6 separate regions of the Homo sapiens genome follow, and all the other regions are linked to region 3. Evidence: chromatin contacts called from ENCODE Hi-C or POLR2A ChIA-PET data. All regions are on one chromosome and are shown on one strand. The core of a region is the stretch at or near the end of the contact, and the rest is flanking DNA. Distances in the headings are between cores, read along the strand shown. Region 1 has its middle 58 kb from the start of RBM38-AS1. Region 2 has its middle 22 kb from the start of LINC01742. Region 3 holds the start of NKILA (NF-kappaB interacting lncRNA). Region 4 has its middle 40 kb from the start of RBM38-AS1. Region 5 has its middle 65 kb from the start of CIMIP1. Region 6 has its middle 39 kb from the start of CIMIP1.

The links. Hi-C counts contacts between places; a loop is a spot of excess contacts on that map. ChIA-PET counts read pairs that join two places held with the same protein, here RNA polymerase II (POLR2A). Pooled maps may share reads with other maps.
Region 1: a map of ascending aorta shows a loop between it and region 3 (2.7-fold over the local background). The contact joins the enhancer-like site here to the promoter of NKILA in region 3. A Hi-C loop is called at or near these places in 2 of 168 maps with a recorded cell type or tissue (ascending aorta and gastrocnemius medialis) and 7 of 50 pooled maps. POLR2A ChIA-PET finds 5 or more read pairs at or near these places in 2 of 52 experiments (B cell and activated B cell).
Region 2: a pooled map shows a loop between it and region 3 (1.8-fold over the local background). The contact joins the enhancer-like site here to the promoter of NKILA in region 3. A Hi-C loop is called at or near these places in 5 of 168 maps with a recorded cell type or tissue (Calu3, PC-9, chondrocyte and 2 more) and 12 of 50 pooled maps. POLR2A ChIA-PET finds 5 or more read pairs at or near these places in 3 of 52 experiments (A549, RWPE1 and SK-N-SH).
Region 4: a pooled map of gastrocnemius medialis shows a loop between it and region 3 (4-fold over the local background). The contact joins the enhancer-like site here to the promoter of NKILA in region 3. A Hi-C loop is called at or near these places in 2 of 168 maps with a recorded cell type or tissue (ascending aorta and posterior vena cava) and 10 of 50 pooled maps. POLR2A ChIA-PET finds 5 or more read pairs at or near these places in 2 of 52 experiments (PC-3 and activated B cell).
Region 5: a map of PC-9 shows a loop between it and region 3 (10-fold over the local background). The contact joins the enhancer-like site here to the promoter of NKILA in region 3. A Hi-C loop is called at or near these places in 6 of 168 maps with a recorded cell type or tissue (Calu3, PC-9, Right ventricle myocardium inferior and 3 more) and 10 of 50 pooled maps. POLR2A ChIA-PET finds 5 or more read pairs at or near these places in 3 of 52 experiments (PC-3, SK-N-SH and WTC11).
Region 6: a map of ascending aorta shows a loop between it and region 3 (5-fold over the local background). The contact joins the enhancer-like site here to the promoter of NKILA in region 3. A Hi-C loop is called at or near these places in 1 of 168 maps with a recorded cell type or tissue (ascending aorta) and 3 of 50 pooled maps. POLR2A ChIA-PET finds 5 or more read pairs at or near these places in 5 of 52 experiments (A549, MCF 10A, PC-3 and 2 more).

The regions. Positions count from the first base shown.
Region 1 is chr20:57,449,107-57,453,289 of GRCh38, reverse strand. No RefSeq gene overlaps it. Among named protein-coding and RNA genes, the nearest start is that of RBM38-AS1, 58 kb to the right of the region's middle. RefSeq lists enhancers at 944-1,133, 750-1,250, 1,124-1,268, 1,310-1,809, 2,314-2,603 and 1 more and a cis regulatory region at 1,188-1,205. Within about 2 kb of position 2,734, at least 9 of the 41 ENCODE cell types and tissues checked have a DNase peak (open chromatin) inside an H3K27ac peak, as active enhancers do; they include gastrocnemius medialis, where a contact is called at or near this core.
Region 2 is chr20:58,024,027-58,028,181 of GRCh38, reverse strand. No RefSeq gene overlaps it. Among named protein-coding and RNA genes, the nearest start is that of LINC01742, 22 kb to the right of the region's middle. Within about 2 kb of position 2,745, at least 5 of the 41 ENCODE cell types and tissues checked have a DNase peak (open chromatin) inside an H3K27ac peak, as active enhancers do.
Region 3 is chr20:57,708,224-57,712,471 of GRCh38, reverse strand. NKILA (NF-kappaB interacting lncRNA) reads right to left here and starts at 2,289. Exons shown (of 1, transcript NR_131157.1): 1 at 1-2,289. PMEPA1 (prostate transmembrane protein, androgen induced 1) reads left to right here and starts at 2,457. Exons shown (of 4, transcript NM_020182.5): 1 at 2,457-2,998. The coding sequence starts at 2,890. RefSeq lists enhancers at 1-403, 3,464-4,075 and silencers at 2,056-2,175, 2,196-2,625.
Region 4 is chr20:57,430,879-57,434,652 of GRCh38, reverse strand. No RefSeq gene overlaps it. Among named protein-coding and RNA genes, the nearest start is that of RBM38-AS1, 40 kb to the right of the region's middle. RefSeq lists enhancers at 922-1,001, 1,863-1,912. Within about 2 kb of position 1,597, at least 16 of the 41 ENCODE cell types and tissues checked have a DNase peak (open chromatin) inside an H3K27ac peak, as active enhancers do.
Region 5 is chr20:58,083,627-58,087,498 of GRCh38, reverse strand. No RefSeq gene overlaps it. Among named protein-coding and RNA genes, the nearest start is that of CIMIP1, 65 kb to the left of the region's middle. Within about 2 kb of position 2,323, at least 5 of the 41 ENCODE cell types and tissues checked have a DNase peak (open chromatin) inside an H3K27ac peak, as active enhancers do; they include PC-3 and PC-9, where a contact is called at or near this core.
Region 6 is chr20:58,109,794-58,113,578 of GRCh38, reverse strand. No RefSeq gene overlaps it. Among named protein-coding and RNA genes, the nearest start is that of CIMIP1, 39 kb to the left of the region's middle. Within about 2 kb of position 1,443, at least 4 of the 41 ENCODE cell types and tissues checked have a DNase peak (open chromatin) inside an H3K27ac peak, as active enhancers do; they include PC-3 and PC-9, where a contact is called at or near this core.

The DNA of each region.
Region 1 (4,183 bases), core at 1,485-3,984, 260 kb after region 3:
CACGCCTGCCTAATTTTTTCTTTTTTTGTAGAAACGGGGTCTCACTATGTTGCCCAGGCTTCGCTCAAACTCCTGGGCTCAAGCAATTCTCCCACTTCAGCCTCCCAAAGTGCTGGGATTATAGGCATGACCCACTGCACCCAGCTACTTTAAGTTTTTTTGTAGAGATTGGGTCTCACTATGTTGCCCAGGCTGGACAGTCATTTTAACTCCACCAGGTGTCCTGCCTTCCACAGGCATTCCTTTGTCAAAGTCAGAATCAAGCCCTGAGGTTGTACCATCACATCACCCTGCACCTGGTCACTTCTCACAGCCTCCCGCCCTCGTCATGTGAAGCCACTGACACCTCTCTCCTCCTCACCTCCTCCCTCTTTCTGCCCTTACACCCTAGTCTTTATTTATTTATTAAGACAGAGTTTCACTCCTTTTGCCCAGGCTAGAGTGCAATGGCATGATCTCTGCTCACTGCAACCTCCGCCTCCTGAGTTCAAGCGATTCTCCTGCCTCAGCCTCTCAAGTAACTGGGATTACAGGCACACACCACCATGCCCGGCCCCACTCTACCACTCTAGTCTTTAAAACACAAGGCAGAACAATCTCATGGGCCCCGTTGTCCCCCGTCTCACTCAGTCAAGTCCAAAGCCCTCAACAGTGCGGCACAGGCCCATCCCGGCCCGACCATCCCTCCCCACGACAGCCCCTCCAACCTCATCCCGCCACACTCCTTCTTGTTCACTGCCCTGCAGCCACACTGGCCACCCTGCTGCCGCCCCTGCCTCAAGGCCTTTGCACTGGTTGTTCCCTCTGTTTGGCACATCCTGCGCCCAGGGCCTGGCTCATTCTCTCCATTCAGATGTCTGCTCAAATGTCACCTCCCCAGAGGCCTTCTCTGACCACCCTGCCTAAGGCAGGCTCCTGTCCCATCCTCCTCCTGCCCTTTACCCGGTTTAACTGTCTCTGGCGTCCTTCCACCTGACATAGCATAGACAGCACGTGCTTGTGGGTTTATTCCCGGCATGGCTGTGCAGATGGCCCAGCAACTGGCCTGAGAAGGCTTCAATAAACACTGGCTGAACAAATGAAAGAGTAGGTGAATGAATGATTGAGTGAACGAGTAAGCAGATGAAGACCCATCCTGAAGACTCATCCAACCCTAATTGCTCATGAGTGTTGCCAAGTTGCCGCTCTTGTGAGGGGCAGATAAGAATGTGGTTTCCAAAGTTCCGGTTCCTCTTGAGCAGCGGAAGCGCTCCCCTGTGACCTCTGCAGTGGGAACAGCAGCATCCCCTCTCATAGCCCCGCAAAGACAAGGCTCCTGGGCCTCCTTCTAAGGGGCAGCAGGACTCGGGGTGCCTGGGGAGGTCAGGCCTGCATCCCAACACCAGCACTGTCCCCATGGGCTGTGCGGGCCCGGGCTGGTTACCTGACCTCTCTGTGCCTTGGTGTTCTTATCTACAAGATGGGTACAAAGAGGATTTACGTGGCTGCAGGGCTGTTGTGAGAACTGAATACACTCATACGCAGCCAGGCTGAGAATGGTCCCCCGTGAGTGCTCAGTAAGCAAGAGCAAGCATCACCACGTGGCACCATGGAGAAGGGTGGTCTTCCATTATCTCCTTCTCTTTCTTGGGGCAAGGCGAGGCATGTGATTGTCCCCATCTGGAGCTTGGCCAAGCCAGAGCAGGGGATGTGACAGAGCCCTCAGCATGGTGACATCCCGGAGTTTTGACTATGGGGCTGCAATAGCCACAAGTGCACTGGTGTGCCATGCGGATGTTTCACCTTCGGGGTCTGCCTGGGATGAGCTGCCATCCCCCCTTCTTTGCTGCTGAGGCAGTCAGACCTGAATTGTCTCCACCCCACTGCCAGCTTCACTGAGGAGGAAAGAGAAAGAAAAGGAATGCCGAGGCCCCCAGACAGGAGGCCAAAGATACACAGCCCTCTGGGAAAGGGGGAGGTGGATGCCCAGAGGTGAGGAGTGCTGGCCTGGGGGACTCCTTCGGGGGGCTCCGGGGCTGGCTAGCTGCGGGTGCTGGGCCCAGCCCTGGGCTTGTGTGCCCATAGGGACTGTACCTTCCACATGAGGGGACGTGACCAAGCGGCTGCAACCACACACCTCCCGGCCGGGGCTCGACAGAGCAAGAGGGTCATGAGTATTTCTCACAGAAGGTGAAGTGTGCAGACACAGTGCCATCTGTGGCCTGCACGCTCTCCGGGCCCCTCCAAGCCACCCCCTCCGTCCTTTCTCAGGCCGGGTCCACCCTAGAAACCCAGTGTGTTGGCAGCAGTTTGCCCCAGATGGTCCCTGCTGCTCCCAGCACCTCAGCTCACCCGGCCATGCCCCAGCCTCCAGTGCACTTCATCACCTGCCCTAGAAGCAAGATGCTGAGACCTCGAAGACTGCACTCAGACCCTCAGAGCAAAATATTCGCAACTAATGTGCCAGCAAATTTCCCAAAGCCAAGTAAAACTTAGGATCCAGCAACCCTCCAGTGAGTCCCGAGCAAGGGGCTCGATGATGTGGTTTTGCTCTCCCTCTCCTCAGGCCACTCTGGGCAGGCAGTTTGTCACCGGGAGAGATGACTGCCCCCCCTCACTGGAGCAGGACTGGTGACCACACTGGCAGCCAGATGTTGGCCCAGCGTCGTAAATGATGCAGGACGGCTTATCGGCCACAGGAAGCCAGAGAGCCAGGCTGCAGCCACACAGAGTGAAGAAACAGGCTTGTGGGAGAGGAAGCTGCCCAGCCTCGGTTATGCAAAGTATACGGGGGTGCGGGGTGGGGAGCGGGGGGGCTCTTCCTCTATTACATAATTATCTCTGCATCCCTGCTGGAGGGAGGCTTGCACCTCAGCTGCACTTCCGAGTCACTTGGGGTGTCGAGTGCCACCCTAGGGATTCTGGCACAGTTGGTCTGCAGCATGACCTGGGCAGGAGGGTTTTTTAAAGCCCTCTGGATGATTCTAGGAGCAGCCAATGTTATAAACACAGGCTCCAGATTTAGAACACAGGCTCAGGTTCAGGAGCAGAGCTTCAGCCTACAGGTCCTGAGGGATCCCACCCAACTGCGAGGATCACAGAGACTAAGCTGTGAATAGTGCCCTGGAGTTGTGCAGTTTACAGCCTGTGCAACTGGACACAGCCGACCTGATGGGGGGCAGGGGAGAAAGTGAGCATCCAAACTACTTTGTTGGTGAAGAATGACATGGAGGTGCAGGTTCAGACCCCAGTGCTGCCACCTGTTCAGGGAATTTGTACTCGGTGCCTCCTGTGTACGGGCACTATGTACCCAACCTGAGTCATGCAGATGATATTTATGGGAGGGAGACAGAGAGAAAACAAATAATCCCGCACACAAATATATAATGACACATTTAGTAAAAACAGGCGGCAGGAAAGAGCAAGGGAAGTGTGGTGGGCAGAATAATGCCCTCACCCCAGTCTTAGAACCTGTAACTACTCTAGGCTGCTCGGCGAAGGGGAATTTGGGCAGCAGATGGAACAGAGGTTGTGAATCAGCTGGCCTGGAGATGGGGAGATCATCCTGGACCATTGGAGAGGGCCCAGTGTCCTCACAGGAACCCTTCAAAGTGCAAGAGGGAATGGGAAGAGGGGCGGCAGAGGGAAGACTCACCCCGAGGCTGCTGCCTTGGAAAGGGAGGAACCGAGGACCTGAATCCTGCCAACCACCCCAATGAGCGGGAAACAGGTGCTCCTTTGAGCTTCCAGAAAGGGGCACAGTCTGCTGACACCTTGACTTGGGCTCACTGAGACCCTGGACAGAGGGTCAGTGGAGCCCACCCAGACGCCTGACTTAAGGAGCAGGTGAACTAATCAAGAGGTACTTCAGGCCATGGCACTGGGGGTCACGTGTGATACTAGCAAACAGAAAACACACAGTCAAAGCCTCAAGCGAGAGTATGGTCTAGTTTGGGGGTAAGAGAAGCCTTCCTGAAGAAATGGCATTTGGGGTAAGACCAAGAGGAAGAAGAGAAATGAACTTGGCAAAGTAGGGAGGCAGAGAGAAAAAAGCGGGCCAGGGCCCTGGGCAGGAAGAAACCCACTGTGAGCAAGGGAGGGAGAGAAGTCCAGTGCGAGGCACTATTGCACGCTACCAGCCTCAGCTTCCTTGCCTGTGAAATGGGATTATAACAGCATGCCCTCATTGGGAGAATGAAGTGGG
Region 2 (4,155 bases), core at 1,496-3,995, 320 kb before region 3:
TCACGTGGAGGGACTTGGGCTTCTCTCACCTCCCTCTTGAACCCAGTTTTCCTGTCTACAAAACGCAGGGCTGGGGATGGATGAGGCCATCTCTACATTTCCTTCAGTCTGTTGCTGTCTGACTCCAGCCCCGTTTCAACTGGGAAGTTGAAGAGAGTCACCAATCACCTGTCGGGTATTGGCCTGGAGTGTTTGTTCAAAGCTGGACTTCATTCACATCTGGGTTTCTCTTGGAAGTTACTACAGTCCTTTTCCAAACTGTACCACTGAATGAGTTTCAAAAATATGGGTAGACAGAACTTGAATTTTCTGTGACTAAAAAACTAAAATCTCAAGCTGATTTTACTCAGCTTGTCTAGCTCTTAAATAATTCACAAGTGATTTAACATGCCTTTAATAAAGAGTACCCAAAGATATAAAACAAATCCCCTAACACAAAGCCTTACCATTCAGAAATGTAGTAAACTCCATGGCAAAATATAGAAACAATGAGTTTTAATCAATAATTAATATTAGTACCTATTGTACTCATTGTATGAATATTGGATTTTTCTTATTATTTGTATTTTGTCAATATACAGAGGACAGGGACATACAGTTAGTTTTCTGCTGCAGCATTCTGGGCCAGTCCCTCCCACGGTGCCTGGAACCTAGTAGGATCTCAATGGGTATTTGCTGAATGACTGGGTGGATTCTGACTTCTCTCCCAGTCCTGCAGAATGCTTGCTACAAACAAACTTGCATTGGGTACTAAGTGGGCCACTGGCAGCCAGAAGTCCAAAGAGATTCAACCTAGTCAGACTGAAATCAAAGGAGAATCTGATGTTCTTTCCCAATTTCCTCCTCACAACGAGGTGGAAGCATCACATCCAAGGCAGACAGCACACTCATTTTTGAAGCAAGGTGCCATACATAACTTGGGCCTTAGTTTTCCCAGTCTTACCACATGATAGGTGTGTTTTTTGTGCTCCATGAATGGATAGATGTATGGATGGATGGAGAAATAAATAGATGGATTTTTGGGTTGCTGCATGGATGGGTGGTAGATGTATGGATGGGTGGATAGATAGATGCACGGATGGATGGATGCAGAGACAGATGAATGTGTGCATGCATGGGTGCTTGGATGTATGTATGTATAGATGGATGGATGGGTGAGTATATGGATGGGAAGATGGACAGATGCATGGATGGATGGATGCATGGATGGATAGATGAGTGGATGAATGGATGGGTGGGCAAATGGATGAATAGAATTGCTGCATGAACAGCCTTTTTGTAAGAGGCATTTTCTGGAATTTGTTGGCTTTCTCTAAGGCTCTTCAAATGTGATGGTGTGAGCTACAGATAGAGAGAATGTGGTTTGCTAGATCCTAAGCAGTGTAGGATAGGGGATGAGGACTCAAACCAGAGGGCTGGGGCCAGTCAGTCTGCAAGTGGCATGTATTTTCATCAAATTAGTTGTCAACCTTAAAAGTGAGGTTATGTCCTGAAAATCCAGATTGCTGATCTCTCCTGGAAAACTTTTAAGCTGTGACCTCACTGGGCCCACATTTCTGCCCAGAAACAAGTGGCTAGAGCTGGATGAAGGATGTCTTCTCTGGGGGTCTGTGGGCTGCCCACTTCCCCTCTATGGCCACCTCCTTCCCTCCCTCGTTTTTTATCCACAACAGAATTAGCCCCCCATGGAGTGGCGGGTTTGGGGTCAGAAGGCTCTGGGTCCAAGTCTAATCCCATCATATTTCCTGTGTGTCCTTAGGTGAGTCATTTCCCCTCCTCTTTTGGGGCAAGTGGAAGAGAACAGGCAGCATTAGAATCAGATTTTGCCAAAGTGTATTTCTCTTGCTGGTTACTTGTCCTTGCTTTGCCACAAATTCTTCATCTGTAATGTGACAGCAATGACAATGGCATGCATTATGATTTTAAAGCATGTTGAGTTCTTTATATATATTAGCTTGCAGTCATCCGTTGAGATTGGCAGGCTTATATCCCTATTTTATTTTATTTTATTTTTTTTGAGATGGAGTCTTGCTCTGTCACCCAGGCTGGAGTGCAATGCTGTGATCTCGGCTCACTGCAACCTCTACCTCCTGGGTTCAAACGATTCTCCTGCATCAGCCTTCCTAGTAGCTGGGATTACAGGTGCATGCCACCATGCCCAGCTAATTTTTGTATTTTCAGCAGAGACGGGGTTTCATCATGTTGGCCAGGCTGGTCTCAAATTCCTGACCTCAGACGATCCACCCACTTCAGCCTCCTGAAGTACTGGGATTACAGGCCTGAGCCATACATGCCCAGCCTGTTATATTCCCACTTTAAAAGGAAACTCAGGCTTCCCAAACTCCCTTCTCACCTAGCTAGAAAACAGGCCGGGAAAACAGGCAGAGCCAGGATTCAGGTTGAGCCTCATGTGCCTACAGTCCCTGTGCTGCTTCCTGCACGGAGCAGAAAGCAGGGATCAGAACATCTACTTTGGAGCAGCCCCCACTGCTGCTTATGGGACATTTGCTGAAAAACCTTGGGACAGGTTGCTTTGACCCCAGGGCCCTTTCTTTGTGGAACACCCCAATATAAAATATAAAATCTCTGGAATGTGGTTCTTCCTCTCTCATCTACACTCCAGTTGCTCTGCTGCTGGGCTGTCCCTTCCCACACAAAGGCTTGGGGAGTGCTCTGAACAGCTTGTCAGAGTGGAGGCCTGTGTCCCCAGCCTTGGGAGCCCCAGGGACTGGCCAGCATGTTGGATGCTGCCCAGCTTCAAAGTGCTTCCCAGCCAAACGTGTCCAGCTGACCATATTCCCAGGGTGGAGTGTCTTTCCCACGACCATACAGGGTCCAGGAGCAGCCTTGGCCACCAGCCCCCCTCCAACGCCCCCTTCCCTCACCACAGTCCTCTGATTTGTGACCTACTCCTCTTTGGACTTTAGGCAAATGCTTCTCCACTGGTCTGAACTTCATCTTCTCCATCTGTAAGTTGGGTGTTTGATAATGTCCCTCAAGGGGTATCAACTAGGGTGCATTCAACAAGCCTGTCCACCACGCCACCCCGAAACTGCCTCTCCTCCAGGAAAGGCCCCTAAATTCACAGAGCCTCCTCAAATGTTTGGTTACCATGCCCTACAGACTGCAAAATTACTGAACTGGTAAGCTCTCTTCTGGGCACAAAAGCCAGAATCCAGCCACCTAATGTGACTGTCAGGGCCACAGTAACAAGAGAAAGAGGACACAGAGCCTCTCTTAATGGGGCTCTCTGTTGGTGAAGCAAAGGTAAGTCACTTTAAAAAAAGCATCTGTGGCTTGAGGCAAAGTTCACGAAGACCAAGAAGATCATCTCTGAGCAGAACGCAGTGCAGAAAGTGCAGTGCACCTCAACTGCAGTCCTCACGTGGATGGGTTTGAAGGGAAGTAAAAACAAATAGCCCCCAAATACCATTGGTGTTATAGAAAAAGTCCGTACATGGTGGTGATGGCAGAGGTGGCCCGTCTGGAGCAGCTGCTGCCATGACGCAGGCTGCAGTAGGGGAGGCGCAGCCAGGGCTGCACATTCCAAGGGGTCAGTGGGAGCTGGAGAGGGGTGGGGGCCCTGCCCTCCTGGGCGCAGCTGCAGCTGTGGACTCAGGCATCTCTGCATTTTCAGGGGACCAGGAAGTCCCTCTCCCCCCGTAGGCTCAGAAATACCTGCTCCCATTGCCTGGCCTCTCCCTGCTCCCTGAGGAAAATTGAGGCTGAGCCCAGGTGCTGTTGCGACCTAGCTGGGTGTGCACGTGCTTGGGGGCAGTGCTGACACACCAGCCCCCTGCTGCCCTCAGCCCCCTCTGGACGTTGGGTGCCAAGGGGAGGCCAAGGGGGAGCTTAGGGCAGCTCAATGCCAGCCTGCGGGCACCCCTCTGCATGAGCAGCTTGGGCACCATGGGCACTGTGGATGGCAGGTTGATGGTGGTGGAGGCAGACAGTCTTCTGGGTGGAAAGGGGTGGGTCCCCGGTGAAGACTTGGGGCTGGGCTGCCAGTTCTGTGGACTGGAATGAGAACTTTTGGTGCATTTCTCAGACTCACCCATGGCCACCCATGGACAAATTAGTATGCACTTCCTCCCTTCTGAAACCCATAAAAGCCCAGACTCAGTCAGACTAGAAGAGATGTCAGGACGCCCTGCC
Region 3 (4,248 bases), core at 1,040-3,539:
CTTCTCCTCTACTTGCAAGGCATCGATCCCTTCATTCCTCGCAATCACACCACGTGAAGGTGCCATGAAGCCACCCCATTTTGCAGAAGAGGAAACTGAGGTTGGAGAGGTGAAAGCACTCAGCCGAGGTCACACAGCTATGTCCCACTCATCTTTGGGTGACCCTCAGGTTCGGACCCTGAGGTCTGAACACTGCATTAAGCTCTCCAGACAGAATCAACTTCGGAACTAGCGCCAGAGACCACTAAGTCAATCCCAGGTGACACCATCAGCACTCAATAAATGGTAGCCACTGCCGGTGTCGCAGATGGATCAATGGGAGGTCAAGCGTTGTGGGTAGGTTTGGTTTCTTTAAGCCACTGAATTAACTGGTTATTTTTGCCTGCTGGCAGTGCAGCCTCCATTGTGTAAATGCCATCTCACTTCCAAGACAATCAACGTGTGACTTCTCCCAGCCAGACTAGCCAGGTCTCCCGAGACTTCCCGGAGGGCAGGGGCTGTGTCTGGAGTGGCTGAATTCCCCGGCTCAGGGTTGCAGCTCAGCCAGTTTGTTGATTGAATGAATGAAGAAATGGCTGAAAGCAGGGGTGGTAATGATGACCTCCTTCACCCTAGGAAGTGAATGGGACCCAGGTCATCTCCAGGCCCAGCCAGTATTTGCAGTGGCACCCCAAGGGATGCTGGGGGACCCCTTAGCTTTTCTCTTAAGTTGCAGCGGCCAAACTGCAGCAATATCTTCCCTGATAAAAGACACGCTGGTGGTATTGCCCCTTCCTCAAGGCAGGGGCTGAGGGCGCCCAGTTCACAGCAGGGTGCCATCTGGGGTAGACGCTGGGTATTGCCCCACTCCTGGGCCGGGGCCTGGGTCCTGACCTAGTGCTGGCTGTGGCTCCAAGAGTGAGCTTCTCCTCCCAAACAGAAGACGGTCAGTGCCTCTGAACCTCCCTCTGGGCTGGGCACGCTTGGACTCCTCCAAAGAGCTTGGACCAGCCTGAGCCACATCCCTGGGCTTGACTTCTCCAGAACAAGCCTCCTGGTCTTTCTGGGAGAGCTCTGGCAGCATCACTGTGCCTGTGCAGGGAGAGCGGGAACCCACTTCCTGCACCGGCTTTCTCTGAGTTCTTCAGGATGAATTCGCTCTGGTCTAGGTAAGTTCTACCCCGAGGCCACCTTCACTTCCCAAATTCCAGCTTTTCCTTCTCTATCCAAACTGTTACAAACACAGTAACAATAATTTTTAAAAGCTTTTTTTTTCTCTGAACACACTAAGTCCCTGCTAATTACTGAAACTCCAGGCATTACAGGAATATGTGGACACTTAAAGAATCAGGACTACGTGGGAGAGGGGGAGGCAGCTCCCCAGGGTCCTGGGTTGGCACACAGGCTCCACCACTGTGTGACTTTCAACAAGCGACTTCCTTGACCAGCTGCCCGCTCTGTAAAATGGGGAGAGTAATATTCGGCCACACTGAGTCGGTGTCAGGTTGAGTTAATATTTGGAGAGTTTCTGGCACAGGTAGGTGCTCCTTAAGTGCCTGTTAAATAAGTGAAGCTTTGAGAAAGTGTCTAAAAGGCGACACACTAAATTTTTAAGAGGCTGGAGGTGGGCCAGGGAGGGGAGGTCTCTTATGTAATATTTTAATATCTTTTTAAACCTGAAGAATGTGTTCTTGTAGCACTCCTGTAATTAAAACTTAATGAACTAAAAGTACACCCCTCCTGCTCATACCCCTTTTGAACTCCGCAGCCGCGCCCCCCAGCCGGAGGCCCCTTGGGCAGCAGACAATGGGTGTGGATTCGCCCCAGGTCCCGCCGGCTGGGGCGGCGACAATACACCAGTCCCCGACAGCTATTTACATGACAAGGGCTTCCGGGCGTGTCTACGCGAGTTCCCGTCTTTCCTGGTCGTCCTCCTTGGGTTCGGGTGAAAGCGCTTGGGGGTTCAGTGGGCCATGATCCCCGAGCTGCTGGAGAACTGAAGGCGGACAGTCTCCTGCGAAACCAGGCAATGGGTGATCCATCTTGGGGGCTTCCTCCCCCTTTCTCCAATTTCTCTTCCCTGAGCCCCCAGGGACCTTGTGCTCCTCAGAAGATAGGCTAGCCCCAAGAGCCTGGGTCAAGGACCCCAGGGACGGGGGCGAGGGGAGGGCGCACCAGCAACCCGCCCGGGTGCGGCTGGCACCGAGTTCGGCTCCCCGGCCCCGGGCGTGCGCCGGGCAGGCGTTCCAAGCTGACCGCCGTTGGGGAGAGGGCACAGCGCCCCTCCTCCGTTGCGCGGGTGCCGGGTCTACGTGGGCCGCCTAGCTCTGGCCCTTTAAGAGCCCGCCCCGTTTCCCGTCACCCCGCCCCCCGGCTCGGGGAGGGGGTGCGGGGGAACCTCGGCGGGGATTGGCGCAGCGCGCGCCCCCTCCCCGGCCCCCGCGCGGTGGGAACCGGCAGCCCCGTCTAGCGCTGACGTCAGACCGTCTGCCTGCCTCCGACCGCGGTCTCGGAGCGAAACCCGATCTCCTTGGACTTGAATGAGGAGGAGGAGGCGGCGGCGGCGGCGGCGGCGGAGGCGCTCGGCTGGGGAAAGCTAGCGGCAGAGGCTCAGCCCCGGCGGCAGCGCGCGCCCCGCTGCCAGCCCATTTTCCGGACGCCACCCGCGGGCACTGCCGACGCCCCCGGGGCTGCCGAGGGGAGGCCGGGGGGGCGCAGCGGAGCGCGGTCCCGCGCACTGAGCCCCGCGGCGCCCCGGGAACTTGGCGGCGACCCGAGCCCGGCGAGCCGGGGCGCGCCTCCCCCGCCGCGCGCCTCCTGCATGCGGGGCCCCAGCTCCGGGCGCCGGCCGGAGCCCCCCCCGGCCGCCCCCGAGCCCCCCGCGCCCCGCGCCGCGCCGCCGCGCCGTCCATGCACCGCTTGATGGGGGTCAACAGCACCGCCGCCGCCGCCGCCGGGCAGCCCAATGTCTCCTGCACGTGCAACTGCAAACGCTCTTTGTTCCAGAGCATGGAGATCAGTGAGTGACCCCACGCCCCCCTCCCCGGAGACTCCATCGGGCTCGGACCCTATGTCGGGGCACAGCTGCGAGCGGGGGTCCGGGCCCTGCGCGCCCCCTCGGACCGAACGCCCTGCGCCCGGGCAGCGCCCGCCGCGCCCCGGGCGCGCCCTCCCGGCTCGCGGCAGCTGGCGGCCGGCCCGGCTTTGTCCCGCGGCGCTGCGAGCCTGGCACGGCCCCCGCTGTCCGCGCCCCGCCCGCCCGGACTCGGACCCGGGGCTCAGCGGCGGCGCACGGCGCGGGAGGGTTGGGGCGGGCGGATCCGTGAAGTTTCCATTTTATTTCCCTGAGGGCAGTCGCGATGGAGCATTTAGGCCGGCTCTTTATCAACTTTGGGCGGGGGTGGAGGGGCGTGTGAGACACTGTCTGGTCTGCGAGGTGTCTGGGGCTCCGGGCGTGTGTCTGGAGTGTTCGCGGCGCTGTGTCTCGGGCTCTGAGTGGATGTCCGTGCGTCTGTGGAGTGTGCGTGGCTGCGTGGCTCTGTCTGGGTCTTCGGCGTCTCTCGGGGTGTCTGGGGGTCTGAGTCGCGGTCTTGCCCAAGAGTGCGTGTCACCGAGTCTTCCTGCCTCTCTCTGTGTGTCTTTCCCGTGTCCGGGCCGGGGTGCCTTTCTTGAGCGTGTCCATCTTTCTGGGGGTCTGGTCTGGTTGGGCCGGATCTGGGGACCGTGTGTGTCCAGGTGTCTGAATCCAGGGCTCAGCTCTGGCCCGTCTGGCCCAGCGTGGATCTTGAATGTGTGTGTGTCATTGTGCCAGTGTCTGTGTCCCCGACGCACCTATAAATAGCCTCTGTCTGGACAGCTTGGTTCAGTCTGGCTGAGACCATGGTTACAAAGGAGTCAAAGTTTGGGGCTGTTTGTGTTTGGGACTGCCTGGCCCTAAATAAGGGATCAGTGGACCAACGGTGGGGAGTGGGGTTTTGAACCTTGTCGCTAACGCAGCCGCCTGGGCACCCAAAAGTTCAGATAAGTAAGTCTCTACCTCCTGCACACACAGCCCACCTAGGTGGACATTTGGTTGAGTGGAGAATTGAACCACTACCTCCCGGGTTCTGGCTTCTAGCTTCTAGCCTACACCTTGTCCCCCAGCCCACCTTTTCGGGGACCTTTTGCTTCCCTGAGCTTTAGTTTCCCCATCCCCACCCTGAAGAAGCACGCCAGGTGAAGGGGCACACAGTCCTTCCCTGCTGGGGGCCAGGCTGCCCCTAGCTGGGG
Region 4 (3,774 bases), core at 348-2,847, 280 kb after region 3:
GTCCTCTCTCGTTTTCAATCTTCCAAGGACACCGAAGTCTTCCTTAACCCACTGCTGGGGGTTGACTGCCGAAGGTCACTGATGCCGGGGCATCTTGCCACCACATGGGGGCACTGCCAAAGATGTGTGCAGAATAGTCCTGCAGACACTGCGCTCGGCAGCGGAGCTCATGCTAGGCGAACCCTTGCCTGGGTGTTGGAGGTCACCCACACTTGAGACTTGAGTTTACAGCTCTCATGGGTCACTCTTAAATACTCAGAGCAGAATGCCAAGTGACTCCTCATCCATGCTCCATGCACCCTGGATCCCAGAACGGGGCACATCACTTTCCTCCACCACTGTCGCCCTGCTCGCCACCACCTCCTCCCGCTAGGCCGGGCTTTCTCAACCGCCACCCCTTTGACATTTGGGGCCAGATCTTTCTCCGCTGTGGGGACATGGCAGGATGCTTGGCAGCACCCCTGGCCTCTGCCTATCAGGTGCCTGTAGCACACCACCACTATGACAAGAAAAAATGTCTCTAGACATTGCCCAACATCCCCTGAGGAGCAGAATGGCCCCAGTGGAGAGCCAGTGCCCTAGACTATTGGGGTACCACCCCTCCACGCTGGCCTGGACCCCCTCTACACTGGCCTAGACCCTCTCAACACTGGCCTGAACCCCCTTCATGCTGGCCTGGACCCCCTCCAACTGGCCTGGACTCCCTCCCCTGGCCCCTTGCCTCCCTTTCTTGACATCACAGTAGGGGTGAGCTTTAAAAAAACCACACAGCTCGTGATGCATGTCACGCTAGGTTCAAAAGCGCTGGGTGGTTTCTCTTGGTATTTGAGATCCACACCTCTGCCTTAGTGCCCGGGCCCTGCAGGGCCTGACCTCACCCCTGTCTCCAGCTTGACTGGCTCCCACACCAGGCACAAGAGCCCTGGCTGTGACATCAGCACGCTCTGTCCTCTCTGCCTTAAGCCCTGTTCAGTCTGTCGCTGCATTCCAGGCCCTTCCACACCCCAGGGGCCTGCAGAGGCCCTGGGACCCCGCCCCTGGTGTTGCCCACTCTACTACGCCTCTTGGTCCATCTGCCTGATTTATGCCTTCATTACCTTTCCTTAGTTATATCCGGTTTCTGTTTTATTAGTTTATTTTTATTGTATTTACTTCTGTCATTCCCATTAGACTGTCAGCTCCGTGAAGGCAGGGGCCTGTCTTGTTCCCTGCCGTATCCCCAGAGTCTAGAACGGCACCTGGGTTGTGGGAGGCACCCAGAAAACACCAGGTCCCTGAAGGAATGAATGAAATGGGAGTGGGCTTCTCTTGTCCTGGAAATGGGCCTTGTCCCCCACATGGCTGTGGAGCTGCAGAGGGGGAGGCTGGAACTACTGTCCTATGGGCCCCTGTGGGCTCAAGAATCCTGCACTCAGCCTAGGACCTGCAGGCTTCGTGTCTCTGGCTCTTGGGAAACAGGTGGAAACTTCCTTCCCGAGAGCCGGAAGCAGCCGCAGGCCCCGCCACACCCAGCCCTGGCCCAGCTCAAGGCGAGGCCCTGGGTCTAAATATAGAAAGTGGGTTGTGAGAGGGCGGGTTTCTTCTCTGGTGAGAGGAAGTGGCTGCTCTGATTAAAACCGGGGTTTGTTCACCCCTCATTGAGACAGTCCTCCCCACCAGCCAGGAAGAAAGGAAATGTGGCAAAATGAACCCAGCCAATGGGGCCTTCCAAAAAGGCCCGGAGAAAGCACCCGGGGGGCAGATGGTCTCTTGTTCCTCCCTGGGGAATGGCTGGGAACCCTGCAGTGAGACACAGGGGCTGCGTGTCCCTGAGCCAACTCTAGCCGCTCTGGGTCTCAGTTTGAAAAAAAAGGGATTGGCCAGATTTGATTTTCAAAGCTGATGTTACCTGGTATTGCCTGAATCAGGAGCTCTCTGAGTCTCAGTTTCCCTATCTGCAGAATGGGTTGATGATGACCATGCCTGTAACAGAACGGCTAGTAGGATTCAAGGAGGCAGTGTGTGTGGCTGGCCTAGGGCAGAGCTGGCACATGACCAGGGCTCCGAAGGTGCTCGCTGTTGTCAGATGTCCACATGAAGTTTGACAAAATGAACGCAGAGCCCCTTGTTGAAACATTACCAGGAATTTCAAGATGGGCTGGGCGCAGTGGCTCATGCCTATAATCCCAGCACTTTAGGAGGCCGAGGCAGGCGGATCGCTTGAGGTCAGGAGTTCAAGACCAGCCTGACCAACATGGTGAGACCCTGTCTCTACTAAAAATACAAAAATTAGCCAGGAATGTGGTGCACGCCTGTAATCCCAGCTACTCAGGAGGCTGAGACAGGAGAATCACTTGAACCTGGGAGGCGGAGTTTGCAGTGAGTGGAGATCATGCCCATGGGTGACAGAGTGAGAACTCTGTCTCAGAAAAAAAAAAAGAAAGAAGAATTTCAAGATGGTAACAGCAGAGCAGGAAACCCTGAGCAGGGCCCTTCCGAGCCCTGCGTGACTGTCCTGGCTTCTGAGCCCTGAGTGACTGTCCTGGCTTCTGAGCCCTGCGTGACTGTCCTGGATCATGCATCCTGATAGGATGATTTCTATCAGAGGAGCCTCGGGGAGCCTACAGAGCAGTGCACAGCCCCCAAGCCCACCCCCAGCCCAGGCCCACGCTTCCCCCACCCCCGACCCGCTGCCCTGCTGCAGTTCCACGGATGGCCCGTTTGAAGAAGGTGATGAAAGTAGTAAAAAGGTGATGATGCCCAAATGCCAGTCCTCGGGGGACGGGTGTGACAGGGCTGAGCCCTGGGGTGGGTGGGGGCTGCTCTTCCAAGAATGGGCCTCACCTATACCCCTCCTCCCTGGACCTCAACATGTCATCAGTGGAAAACACAAAATCGAAGCACTGTGCACAGCGCAGATCATTCTCATGTGAGCTGTTTCACTGGTGCACACAAAACTATGGTCCTGCAAATTGCTGTAATCATAAATAGGCAGGTGAGGCCAGGCGCCGTGGCTTATGCCTGTAATCCCACTCAAGCCCTGAGCTTGACCCTGGCAAGCCAGGACCACCATCTCCAGAAAGAAAGAAAAGGTGCAAAGAGAGTAAGTGCAGAGAGTTCCCATACGCCCTTCACCCAGCTTCTTTCCTATTAGCATTTTACAAAACCACAGGACAATCAGCAACACTAAGGCATTCACATTGATGCAATAATTTTTTTTTTTTTTTTGAGACCAAGTCTTGCTTTGTCACCCAGGCTGGAGTGCAGTGGTGCAATCTCATCTCACTGCAGCCTTCACCTCCCAGGTTCAAGTGATTCTCCTGCCTCAGCTTCCCGAGTAGCTGGGATTACAGGCACGTGCCACCACGCCTGCCTAATTTTTTGTATTTTCAGTAGAGACGGGGTGTTACTATGTTGGCCAGGCTGATCTTGAACTCCTGGCTTCAGATGATCCACCTGCCTCGGCCTCCCAAAGTGCTGGGATTACAGGCGTGAGCCACTGTGCCCGGCCGATGCAATAATATGAATCAGACCATAGGTCACGTTCAGGACTCACAGCTTCTTCCTGATGTCCACTTTCTGCTCCAGGATCTCACGTCACACTGCAACCACCCAGGGGCCTTTCCCTGGGCTTTCTTTGTCTTTTGTGACCTTGACATAGTGAAGAGTATTACGTATTTTGCAAAGTGTGCCTCAGTTCGGGTTTGCCTGATGTCCTCTTGTGTTTTAAAATAGTATGTAATTCATATTCCACAAAATTTGCTCTTTTAAGTTTGTAAATTAGGCCAGGCACAG
Region 5 (3,872 bases), core at 1,074-3,573, 370 kb before region 3:
AATTAGCTTTAGAGCTGGTTGCCTGCTGGTTGGAATTCCATGCTCTGGCCACAAGGGGACAGCACTTGAGAGACGATGTTCCCGGGCATCCATTGTTCCTTTCTCCAGGGGCTTTGCAGTCAGACTCTTTTATTTGGTTGGTGTTTCTTCTTCCATCCAAGAACAACCACACACTACAATTCATGGAATTAAATTTCACATCAGTTAAAGGCCAGATAAAGAGAGCTGGGGTTCGGCTAGAAGTAGTCCAGGAAGGCTCCCTGGAGGAGGTAGATCTTGGTCTGGATGGGCCAGGGCCATTGGTATTACACCTCAGCAATTCAATTCACCTGCATTGCTTGAGTGCCTACTGTATGCCAGGTACTGCCCCTGGTGCAGTGGGCAAGACAGAGGCATTAGATGGGGCCCCTCATGGAGGACACGGTTTAGTTGGTGAGCGGATGATGCTCACACAGCTGTAATGTAAGTCAGAAGTTGATGAAGGCAACAAAGAAAAGGTAACAAGGTCAGATTTATTCTCACCGACGGGACCTGAAGCAGTATCGCTGAGGAGGAGGCATTCGAGTTGGACTCTGAGGAAGGGGTAGCATCGGTCAGGATGGTTTCACGGGCCTCACCCCGTGTTTTCCCCACCTGAGCTGGGAGGTAATGCCAAGAAAGCATTTACAATGCCAGGTGTATGTGTGATCCAGACACGGAGGGTAAGAAGGCAAACTTTACTATTGGGCAGATGTGAGTTCAAGTCTCACCCTGGTCATTTCTAAGCTATGCCATCTTGAAATGATGTAACCTTTTTAAGTTTAAGTTTTCTCATCTACCAAATGGTTATAGTGCTTGTACTGACCTTGTAGCTTGTTCTATAAGTTACATAAACAAATAAAAAATTATTAATATCTTGAGATTGAAATTCCACATGGCTTATAACCTGGGAAGAGAGAAGAAAAGGCATTCAGTTATTCAACATATGCTTATAAAACACCTACTATGTGCTAGGCATTATGCCGGGCCCTGGGGCTATAACAGGCTCTGAAAAAAATAGATATTCTCACCCTCATGGAGCTAGTGTGGAGAGAAAGCAAACAAAATAAGGCAATTGAATAAAAAATAGAGAAATCATGTCTTTTGTAGAAACGTGGATGGAACTGGAGGCCATTATTCAATGTGAGATGACTTGGAAGCAGAAAGTCAAAAACCACATGTTCTCAGTTATAAGTGGGAGCTAAGCGATGTGTGCACACAGACATATGGAGCAGAATAATGGACACTGGAGACTGGGGAGTGTGGACGAGTGGGGAATGGATGAGGGATGAAAAATTACCTGTGGGGTGCCTATTTGGGTGTGGTACATGAAAAGCCCAGATGTCACCACTGTGCATTATTATATCCATGTAACAATCGCACTTGTAGCCCCTAAATCTAGAAAAATAAAAAAAATTTTAAAGAACAACAAGAAAAAATAAGGTAACCTACAGCAGGCCAGTTGGCCATAAGTTTTTTTGAGAAAGTAAATCAGGGAAGAGGGTAGGAATTGACAATCTGGAGAGGAGGGGGCCATTTTTAAACGATTTTCTTGGGAAGCTTCCAGAGGGCTTGCCTTAGGGGACAGTACGAAAGAAATAAATCTTCAAAACTTTTTGATAGCAACAGAGAACCATAGATTTAGATACGTTTGGTAAAGTTTTAAAGGCCAGCGGCGATCAAACTGCCAATGTCCAGGAGGAAAATGGGAGAAAATGAAAACTAACTTCAATGCAATTTTAAAAAAGGAAAAAAATAATAAAAAAAAGATGGTAAACATATATTATCAAACAGGTGGAGATATAGTCTCTCAGATTTGACTTAAAAAGCAAAAGCCAACTCTAAACCGTTCACAAGACACAGCCCAAATAACCTGACCCAGAAAGGTTCATAATAAAGAAAGGAGCTCTGGTAAGTGGGACAACATGAGGGGAGCCGAAAGCAGGGATGAAATGTGACAATGAGATTAAGCAAAACTGAAGGCCACAGGCAGGAAATGGTAAGCCGAGGAATACTTTCTACTGACAAAATCTATAATCCACCAAGCAGACATAGCGGGCCCAAATCTTAATCGGCCAAATGTTTCACTGGGCGCAAAGACTATAATGCACCATCTCGACAAAGCCCCAATCATAGCAATAGACTTTGACTTTCCCCTCTCATAATTGGATAGGTCACGTGGACAAATAAGCAGATAAGGAATGTGGGCAACACAATGAACAAGCTTGATTTATGAAATGTCAATACAACTCTGTTCCAAAGAAACAGCCCCATTCTTCTCCTGGGCGCACGGAACATTTTTGATATTAGTCGTGTTCTTGGCTCACAAGTAGATTATTTACTGCCACAAACAGAAACTCTGACTCAGGCAGTTTAAGTCATGGGGAAATGTAGAAACCCATGTCCAGGAGGTCAAGGGAGGGTGGGCACCAGGGTGGGCACCAGCAGGGGCCCTCGGCCTCTCTCTTAAGGCTGGCTGTGGTGAGGTGGAGCAACTGAGACAGGGCCTCCCTTGTTTTCTTCCACTGGAAGAAAAAAAGGAATTTCTTCAACCATGCAATAAAAGTCCTTCTCTTTAGTCAGATTGGGTTACTGATATCAAACGCCCACCCTTGAATCAAGAAGAGTTGCCCAAGACAATGCACAGATTGGTTTCACCTGGAAGCCATGGGCAAGACAGATCGAATCGTCATGATTGACCAAGACCACTCAAGTCCCACCCGGGGAGCTGGGGCAGGCTCCGCTTCCCCACGGGCTGTGTGGAGGGAGGGGATCTGGAGTAGTGTCAGGGGTGGGAGGGGAAGGAGGAAGGGGAGAAGGATGCTGAATAGGAACCAACAGAGTCCATTACTCTGGCCAAGAGGAGAATGTTAACAAATTCTGGAAAGGATGTAACTTACGGGCCAAATTTTCTGCCAATAATGCTTTATGATATTTGTAAGAAAACTAGATTCTTAAAATGGAAGCACATCTTCTGTACTGTAAAGTGCACAGTGTTAAGTATACACCTGAGTGAATTTTTACACATGTACAGCCACCCAGAACACCTCCTGAAGCTTCCCATGCACTGCTTCGCAGCTAATGCCTCCTTCCAAGAGGCAACCGCTGTACTATTCCGACTGCAGTCACTATAGATTAGCTTTGTCTGCTCTTGAATCTTTCACAGATGGAATTATATGGCCTGTAGTCTATTGTGTCAGCTTCCTTTACTCAATATAGTGTTGGCGACATTCACATATGCTGTTGTGTATATCAGTCCCATTGTTTATTGCTGCATAGTGCTCCTTTGTATGAATTCACCACTGTCCTTTCTCTAACAAATTGATAATTTCACTGGGAAATTTTAAAGCATACTCTTCTAAATAATTTTTAAATCAAGGAGAAAATAGAAACTTAAATTTTATATCAATATTATTTATCAAATATTGATATATTACAGCAACATCTTGGATGTAGCCAAAGCCATATTCAGAGGAAAATCTATATCCCAAAATTCTTTTATTGTTAAGAATGAGGGGCTATGAATGACTAATAATTAAACTAAAGAGTATAGAAAACACTATAAATAAAGCAGAAAACAGAAAGTTGTATTATTAGAGAGTAAAGCAGAAATTTATTAGGAAAAATAGTAAAGTTGATAAGTAAAATAAAGAGTTGATTATTTCAGAAGCCGAGCAGGGTGGTGAGTGCACATAGTCCCACCTACTTGAGAGACTGAAGCAGAAGGATTGTTTGTGCCCAGAACTTCAAGGCCAGCCTAAACAACATAGTGAGACTGTCTCTAAGCAAACAAACACAAAATAGTTGCTTATTTCAAAAGACAAATAAAATAGACAACCACCTCATACGTTTGT
Region 6 (3,785 bases), core at 194-2,693, 400 kb before region 3:
GAGAGGGTTGGCAATTTGCTTTTGAAAATTCACACGTCCACGAGGGTTTCAACAACTTTGGCTGTATGTGCAATTGTTCTTTCCATCAATTGCTTATTGTTTGGAACTCAACCAGAGTTCAAAACTCAGGTGCATTCCTTCATTGACCCAGCTTCAGTATTAATAGTTGAGAGGAAAAGAAAGCAAACATTTAAACAAGTTCAGGGCTGGGGTGTATGAAAAATACACTATTCAAAGTTGTGTTAGTTTCCTATTTCTGTTACAATGAATTACTACAAACTGAGTGGCTGAAAACAACATAAATGTATTGTCTTACGGTTCTGGTGGCAGCAGGGCTGTGCTTCTTCTGGAGGCTCTAGGGGAGAATTCATTTCCTTGCTTTTTGCAGTCGGCAGAATTGCCTTCTTCTGAGGCTTCTCTCGTTGGCTTGTAGATGGCTGTCTTCTCACTGTGTCTTTCATAGTTGCCCCTCTGTGTGTGTGTCTGTGTGCAGATTTCCTCTTATTGTGTGGACCCCCAGTCATATTGAATTTGGGCCCACACATATGCACTCATTTTAACTTAATTACCTCTGTAAAACTCTATCCCTCAATACAGTCACATTCTAGGGTACTGGGGGTTAGGGCTCCAACATAGGAATTTGGGGGACACAATTTGACCCCTCACGCTAGTTCTGTCCTCTCCTCTGAGAACCTGACCACTCCATGGTGCCTTTTGTACATACCTTCAAGTAGCCAGTAGAGACCATCTAGGCCCTGAACACCATATCCACATTCCTAGGGGAGGATAAGGAGACCAGCCTCATGCTAGACAATGCTGGCCAAAAAGTTAAGGGTCCAATAGCGTGCCAGTCAGGGGAGTCCAAATGCTGTGACAGAAAACCCCCAAATCTCAGAGGCCAAACACAATCACCGCCCAGTATGTGGTGGCAGGGGTGCGGCTTCACGCAGCCATTCAGGGATCCAGGCCCTCACAGCAACTCTCTGTAGTAAACTGGGAAGTTGGACAGGCTTTGTCTGAAAGCACAGCTGTGCTCATCTTAGGTTTCACGAGATAAGGTCTTGAGAAGTGATGTTTGATTTTGACTCTGAGAGGCACAGTCCCCACTGCTATTTTCAGTTATTTCACAAAGGGTTCATTTCCTCTTCCAGCTAATGAGCTCCCAAGGGGGCACAACTCAATGGCTCACCAAGCATCCCTTCTTAAGGGTGACCAGCTATTCTGGTTTTCCTGAGACTGAGGAGGACTCCAGGAGGCAGAATTTTAAGTTTTAAAATTGGGACAGTCCCAGGCAAGCCAGGACGAGTTGGTCAAGCCACTGTTTGTTGAAATACATATTTTCAATAACTGAGATAACTCTGATTCACCACCCTGGAATTAAGGGGAAGCAGAAGGAGCTCTAGGCACAACCACACCTGCTACTCTGATGACAAATGCCTGCTTTCCAAATCTCACTGGTGAAACTCTTTTGTTTAAAAGAGTCTGAGACTCATTGGGCCAGGCACGTGCCTAGTGCTTTTTAAAAAATGTGAATAGGTCTCATCATTGAGAAATTGCAACTTAGAAGACAACCATCTAACTTCTATTGAAAAATCAAGAGAGCTGACAGTTCTGGGCTGTATTTCCATGTGGCAACAATTATCTGGAGCTGGGCAGAGGTTTCTACTTTAGATGGGGCCTGAGCTTCCTAGTTGCACCGCTTGCCACCATTTACTGTTTTCTCTCATGTCTAACCCACTGACTGTGACGTCACCAACCTGGCCGCTGAGGCCATTGAGTTTGCAGTGGATGGCGTTTTCTTAACTGTAACCCAATCAACCTTGGGAGAAGGAATCCCAGTCTTGATTGTCTCTCTGGAAACACTAACTCATAAACTTCAGCTCCATCTCAGTTCCTAGGATCTATTTTGCTTTCAAGGGGATAAAGAGGTCAGGAAAGAGGCCGCTAGCTGGGCAAAAGTTTAGAAACCATTTCCCGCTAGCGCTGTGGTGTCAATCAAGCCCACGGTCTCCTTCCGCCAGCATCGTGACGTGCAGCCAGCCCTGGGAAACCGGGGCAGTTCTGGGAGCTCAAACGGGAGCCGTTCACGTGTCATTTTTCTTAGCAACAAGGATTCCGCTTCATTTCGGGCTTGTCTTGAGAGGCAGAAGTTTCTATTTATCAGCCAACAAAGAGGCTGAAGGGTTTGATGCCTGCTTTGAAGCCGGGGGCTGGGGTTTGGATTGGGTTCTAGGCCCCACCATGTGCATGCCTTTCACTCCAAATCAAAAGCAAGAGGGAAAAAGGGAAGATTGTGGTTAAAACAAAACAAAACAAAACTGGAGAAACACTGAGAAAATATTGTGCTAGTTTATCTCTAAAGGATGTGCCCTTCAGGTAGTGCTCAAAGAGGCTGTAACTTTTCCTGACTCCAATTAACGCTCAGGGGACACTGACAGTCCAGGGAGTGCCCCAAGCACAGCTTTGACATAGTACTGTTTCATCTAGGGAGGGGCAGAATGTGTAGCAACAGGGGCTCTCAGCCAGTTGGGACAACGATGGTTTTGGGGTCGGGCCCGGTGGCTCACGCCTGTAATCCCAGCACTTTGGGAGGCCAAGGCAGGCGGATCACCTGAGGTCAGGAGTTCAAGACCAGCCTGGCCAACACGGTGAAACCCCATCTCTACTAAAAATACAAAAATTAGCTGGGCGTGATGGTGCACGCCTGTAATCCCAGCTACTTGGGAGGCAGAGGCAGGAGAATTGCTTGAACCAGGGAGGTGGAGGTTGGAGGGAGCTGAGATCATACTATGGTACTCCAGCCTGGGCAACAGAGCAAGACTCCATCTAAAAAAAAAAAAAAAAGTGGTATTGGGAAATGTTTACTGACTGAACAAATGTTTTCTCAGCATCTTCCAGGTGCTGGCACCATGCAAGGCCCAGGGTTACAGTGGCATCTGGGGCAGGTGTTGTCCCAGCAGACTCTGAGGTGAGGATTAGGACATGTCCCAGGAGATGCCTCTCAGGGAGGGGAACCAGAACAGGGATGGAGAGGAAGCCAATCAGGGGGTGACTTCAGTGATTCCCATTCCCCTGCCTGATCCCGGGGAGAGCCCTGGTATATAAATTACCCCCACCCCAGAACTGGCCTGATCAGAGTGGGTGCTGCTGGCCTTGGTCACCTCACCAGTCAGTCACTGACTGTGGGCATGGTGGGGCAGCATGCAGGCTGCCCACAGGGTACTCCTCTGAAGTTTGGGTCTCCTTGGCAAGGCTCAGGATGTGAGGGGTGGGCACACAGAGGTGAGAAAGAGATCTGGAGGTGACTGCATGGGGGCGCCCATGCATCCCCAGCAAGTGCAAGTGAAAACAGCCATGGCCCCTGTCCTAGTCATTTCTGTTGCAATAACAGATGGGGCGGCTGAAAGAACAGACACATATTCCCCACAGTGCAGGAGGCTGGAAAGTCTGAGATAAGGGAGGTGGCAGATTTTATGGCTGGTGAGGGCCCACTTCCTCCTTCCAGTTGGCTGTCTTCTCCCATGACAGAAAAGAGTGAAAAAGAGAGAGAGCACTCCAGGGTCTCTTTATAAGGGCACTAATCCCACTGATGAGAGCCCCACCCTCATGACCTATTCACCTCCCCAAAGCCCCACCTCCTAATAGCATCACATTGGGGGTTAAGATCACAACATATGAATTTTAGGGGGACACACACATTCGGTCTATATATAGCATTCCACCCTGGACCCCCCAAATTCATGTCCTTCTCACATGCAAAATACATTTATCCCATCTCAGTAGCC